2 separate regions of the Homo sapiens genome follow, and region 1 is linked to region 2. A link is a loop called in an ENCODE intact Hi-C map of the cell type or tissue named here. Cell type or tissue: PC-9. All regions are shown on one strand. Region 1 overlaps RIBC2 (RIB43A domain with coiled-coils 2). Region 2 overlaps FBLN1 (fibulin 1).

What was found. A loop is a pair of places that touch in the nucleus more often than their neighbours do. Peaks named below come from ENCODE experiments on the same cell type or tissue, not always from the same donor. Only the 100,000 strongest peaks of a DNase experiment are listed, where the experiment ranks them.
Region 1: a loop joins it to region 2, with 2.8 times the contacts of the local background. A loop is called at or near these places in 1 of 110 quality-filtered maps.

The regions. Positions count from the first base shown.
Region 1 is chr22:45,423,491-45,425,990 of GRCh38, forward strand. RIBC2 (RIB43A domain with coiled-coils 2) reads left to right here. Exons shown (of 7, transcript NM_015653.5): 5 at 2,458-2,500. Among named protein-coding and RNA genes, the nearest start is that of RIBC2, 11 kb to the left of the region's middle. In PC-9, a CTCF peak has its summit at 1,150; DNase peaks (open chromatin) are centred at 921 and 1,771; H3K4me3 peaks cover 628 bases; H3K27ac peaks cover 1,635 bases.
Region 2 is chr22:45,515,927-45,518,426 of GRCh38, forward strand. The region is part of intron 1 of FBLN1 (fibulin 1); the gene reads left to right. Among named protein-coding and RNA genes, the nearest start is that of FBLN1, 14 kb to the left of the region's middle. RefSeq lists an enhancer at 1-149. In PC-9, no CTCF peak of the experiment used is centred here; a DNase peak (open chromatin) is centred at 1,295; H3K27ac peaks cover 2,500 bases.

The sequences.
Region 1 (2,500 bases), 92 kb before region 2:
TCACTTTTGATTTCCATGTACATGTGTAGTTATAAGCATGTGCTATCATTAAGGTATAGTAGTACCATGCTGTGAACTAAATATATTGGAGATACAAGCTCAAAACTGTCCTGGTGGAGGCAGGCAGTCAAAAATCCCAGAGAGGCTGGACCAGACACCAGAGAATGTGGGTTTTCAACACGGGGGAGAGGAATGAGGAGAGCCAACTGCGGGGGCTGGGGAGGACCAAAAGGCAAAGCAAGACACCTGAAGTCCGAGCTCACCACCCAGTGAGCTGCAAAGGTCTTAGAGATCATCCATCCCTGCCCTTCATTTTACAGAGGGCGACCAAAGAGGGGAGGCTGTTTGCTCCAGTCCCCACTGCAAGTGAATGGCAGGATGTGGGGCCCTTGACAATTAGTCCACTGTTGGCTGGTGATCTGCTCATTCATTTATGGAAGCGATGGTGATGATGATGATGATAATTCACTCATTCATTCATCAATTCAACCAATGTTTATTGAGCCCTTCCTGCTGGGCATTGGAGTGGCTTTTGCTAAACCCTATTGTCTCATTCATCAATTTATTCATTCATATATTCTAGAAGATGTTTAATGGGCATCCACAGCCTGCCTGGTTTTCTCAGACCCCCGGCTCCTCACGTGGATGCCACGAGGCAGCACCATTGCAAACACTCCTGCACTGGGAAAAGCCGCCCTCTGGCTTCTGCAGCTCTGCTACTAACTACAACTAGGCTTTTTAATTAACCTGGGATGTTAATCCAAAGCCCAAGCAGGCCGGTCCAGTTCAACAGGAAGGACACACGTGAGGGCCTCCAGTTCTTGGGTCGGGGCTCATTTCGTCAGAGAGGCATTGTGGCATCAGGGTGTGGCACGCAGGCTCTGGAGCCCGACCACACGGGGTGCAGACCAGGCTCTGCCCTGCAGCCTTGGGCAGGCCACCCACTGCGTCCATTTGATCATCTGCAGAATGAGGAAGCGACAACACCCTCCTGTGTCGGTCAGAATGTGCTAACCCTTGCTGGGATAAGAAGCAGCAGTCTCAGTGGCTTAAACAGAAAGTTGATGTTCCATGCATGCTCCCTGCCCGCCATGGACAGGCTGTGAGGCCTGTTCCTTGGCATCCTCACTTTGGAGCCCAGGTCCTGGGATGGAGCGACCGCCAGCCAGAGGATCCCTGCAGGAGGAGGGAAGGAATGTGGCTAGTCCCCGCAGGCTTCCTCCCAGGAGCAGTACTGCCACCTCTGCTCACATTTCTTTTTTCTTTTTTTTTTTTTTTTTTGAGGTGGAGTCTTGTTCTCTTGCCCAGCCTGGAGTGTGTAGTGGCGCGATCTTGGCTCACTACAAGCTCTGCCTCCCGGGTTCACACCATTCTCCTGCCTCAGCCTCCCAAGTAGCTGGGATTACAGGCCTCTACCACCACGCCCAGCTAATTTTTCTATTTTTAGTAAAGATGGGGTTTCACCATGTTGGCCAGGCTGGTCTTGAACTCCTGACCTTGTGATTTGCCCACTTTGGCCTCCCAAAGTAAGAACAGTGTTGAATCACTTGAACCTGGGAGGCAGAGGTTGCAGTGAGCCGAGATTGTGCCACTGCACTCCAGCCTGGGTGACAGAGCGAGACTCCGTCTCAAAAAAACAAACAAACAAACAAACAAAAAAAAACGGGTGTAGGGGCTTGGAAGGATGAGCTGACTTCCTTAGGGAGTACTCAGTGGCAAGTCCGGTATTGAAGTTGGGCCTGTCTAACTACAAAGCTTGTACTGTGTGACTCAATCAAGCTGGCCTCTGGTGAGCACATGTGGGAGGCCGGCTCCTTGCAAACTGCCCTGTCCATGTGTTACTGAGGACAACTGTAAACCCAAGTACATGTCTCCTAAGCCATCTCCTGACTTTACAGAGAAATGACTGCAGCCCAGAGAGGGGAGGTGACTTGGTATAGGCCACATAGCCAGGGAACCCCCAGGGAATCAAACAGAAATGAGACCTGGAATTACTTTGTACTGGGGGCTGCAGCTCAGGACCACTGAAGTGACAGTGCATTTTCTACCACTGTTGTCAATCACTCTGTTGAGCGTTCTTTGCAGCCCACAGATGTCCAAGGGTTGCCAGGGGCATAGAGCCCTGCCTTGGGTGGGACCAGGCCCACGCGGGGTGTCGGCCTAATCCAAGGAGGGAGTTCCCTGCCTTGGTAAGTTGGTGCAAGACCCGGAGCTCTTATGCATACACCCAACAGGTGGTGATCCCCCGAGTCCAGCCCACCCGCCCAGCAGTGCGCAGGCAGCCAGGGGTTCAAGGACCCACCCACATCCGTGCCTGACAAGTCTCCCCTCCACCCGACTCCTGCTGCCCTTAGCATATCCTCCCCTCGAGGGCCCCCAGTGAGATTTGCTGGCCTGGGTGTCAGAATGCCCCTGGGGTCACTCGGACCATCTTCTTTAATGTCTTCACCTGCTTAGGCCATCGAGTCAGTGGAAAGGAAAAAGCAAGAGAAAAAGCAAG
Region 2 (2,500 bases):
CAACTCTGTAGCTGCCACATGCTGGCATGGATGTCGGGGGTATACAAGGACAGGAGACAGAGCCTGCCCTCAAGACATTTGTGGCTATGAGGGTAAGGCAGGCAGGCAGGGCTCTGGAGGATGGAGAGACATGCGCCAGGCACGGGGTGATATGGGAGCAGAGGGGCACCCGAGCTATGCAGGGTGGGCAGGCAGGCGGCCAGGAGAGGGTGACAGGGCATGGGAGGTGGGCTAGGATAGGAGACGGGCTGTGGAAGACACGAGGGTGAAACTGCAGGTGGGGGCTGAGTGGGCCTGGCCAGAGAAGGGGTGAAGGGAGTGTGGGGACAGACATGGGAACCGGGGTTGGCTGCAGAAAGGGTGAAGGGGGTAGGGGGACAGATGGGAACTGGGCTTGGCTGCACAGGGGAGAGCAGCCTCGCTGTCAGGCCACATGGCTGGATCACATCCTGTTCATCCAGGAGTGCACCACGGCCTGTCTCGTCTGTAACAGATAAGGTCCTTGGCTTAGTGAGTACTTTTGCTTTTCTTAATGAATTAGAGCAAGAATGAATGAATGAGTGAATGGGGACATTCAAGGTTATCCCCATGATAACACGGTTGTCACTCCTGATGACTTTTCCTCTGGTGCTGGGAGGCAACTCCAGACAACTTGACATTAGCTCTGCCTCCTGGTGAATCTCACGTTCACCGAAGAGCATCGCTGGAGAGGGGACACCTGAGGTGGGAGGGGGGCTGAGTGGTCAGGCTGCTGGAAACTGTTGGGCTTTGCTGTGGCACGAAACTTCACCCTTACCCACGCCACTGCAGGACTCCTCCTGCCAGCCTCGGGGAGCCGGGTGAGAGTCAGAAGGGTGGGTCTACCTTGCACTGCAGAAAGCAGCTCTGAGTTTCCTGGAAGCCCTGGGGAAAAGGGAAAGCCCAGAAGTTGTCACTGGGGGACATGGTTCTAGGTGAGACCCCCCTCCTCCTGGCCTTGTGGAATGGCCTGGCTGAGCCCTAGCTCATTCGTGCACTGACCTTATCCATTCTGGAATGTTTCTGCAAGTTTCCCCTCCTCCCCTGCTGAGAACGGGATGGAGCATCTGAAGGACGCATAGTCTAGAAGTGCTTACAGTGGCTGATGACTGATAGGGTGGTTTAGCAAGGTGCTGCCTCACCCAGCAGACAGCAGCCGCCCTCTGGGCCACCCCGAGGGCCCAGCCTGGAAGAAGAATGTATTCAGGCAGGGCACCCACAGTTGTGTGTGCGGAAACGCTGCCAAGCCCAGTGGGATTTACCCTCTAGGGGCTGGAAAGCCATTAGGAAGGAAAAGTGGTGCTTCTTAAAGCCCAGTTTTGTAACATCCTGCCGAGAGGTGACCTTCTGCCCAGCAGCTGGGGCTGTCGTGCTAATGCTTTCTGGCATTTGAGTCCTTTAGAATGAGGTCCAAGTATGTGGGCACCTGGCACCCGGCCGCTCCTCCCTTGGGGCACAATGGGGTCTTCTCCCTTCCGTGAGCTGAGGGGCTGGGAGGGTGCCCACTGGGGCTGTAGCCTGGGCTGGGGCATGGGGCACAAGGGCCTGTGTGCCCAGCTCATTTGGGCCGTGGCCTGGCTCTGAGGGTGTGGGCCGGCTGCTTGGAGCGTGATCCTTTCATCTGCCCTTTTTGCGAGTGGGAGATAAGATGGCCAGGCTGCGGTTACTCCTGAACCTGTGCTCTCTGCTTTGCCAGTCCTGTCCTCACCAGACTTCTCACAGGTCCCCGTTTCTGTGGAAGAGGGGATCTTGTGGTAAGTCAAGGGCAGAAACCATCACCAGCCTCGGTTTCCTCAATCTGTAGCTTGAGGCTTATGTCCCCCCTCCTGCCCCTTTGCTCCCAAGATTAAAGGAGAAAACACGGATGTGGGTCACAGAAGCTGGTCTAGAAATGGTGGTTTTTAGGCTGGGTGCGGTGGCTTATGCCTGTAATCCCAGCACTTTGGGAGGCCATGGCTGGCCAATCACGCAAGTTCAGGAGTTCCAGACCAGCCTAGCCAACATGGTGAAACCCCATCTCTACTAAAAATACAAAAAAGTAGCCGGGCGTAGTGGTGGGCACCTGTAATCCCAGCTACTCAGGAGGCTGAGGCAGGAGAATCACTCGAACCTGGGAGGTGGAGGTTGCAGTGAGCTCAGATCGCGCCATTGCACTCCAGCCTGGGCGACAGAGACTCTGTCTCAAAAAAAAAAAAAAAGAAAAAAAAAGAAAATTTTTTTTTCCTTCTTACTTGACTCAGCTCGTTGCATTTTGAACCCCCTCCCTGTTTGCAGTCTCTCCTCTGGAAAGAGTCATGTCGGCTGTTCCCTGACCTGCTGGGCTGGGCTGGCCGGCAGCATGGCCGTGCCTCTGTCATCAGGGGCTGTCTTTCTTGCCTACTGGACTGTGAAGGCAGGGACCCTGTCTGGACAGGGACCGCATCAGCATCTCCAGCATGTGGCTGGAGCAGGGATCCATGTGTGCTTGGATCTCAGGGGCTGA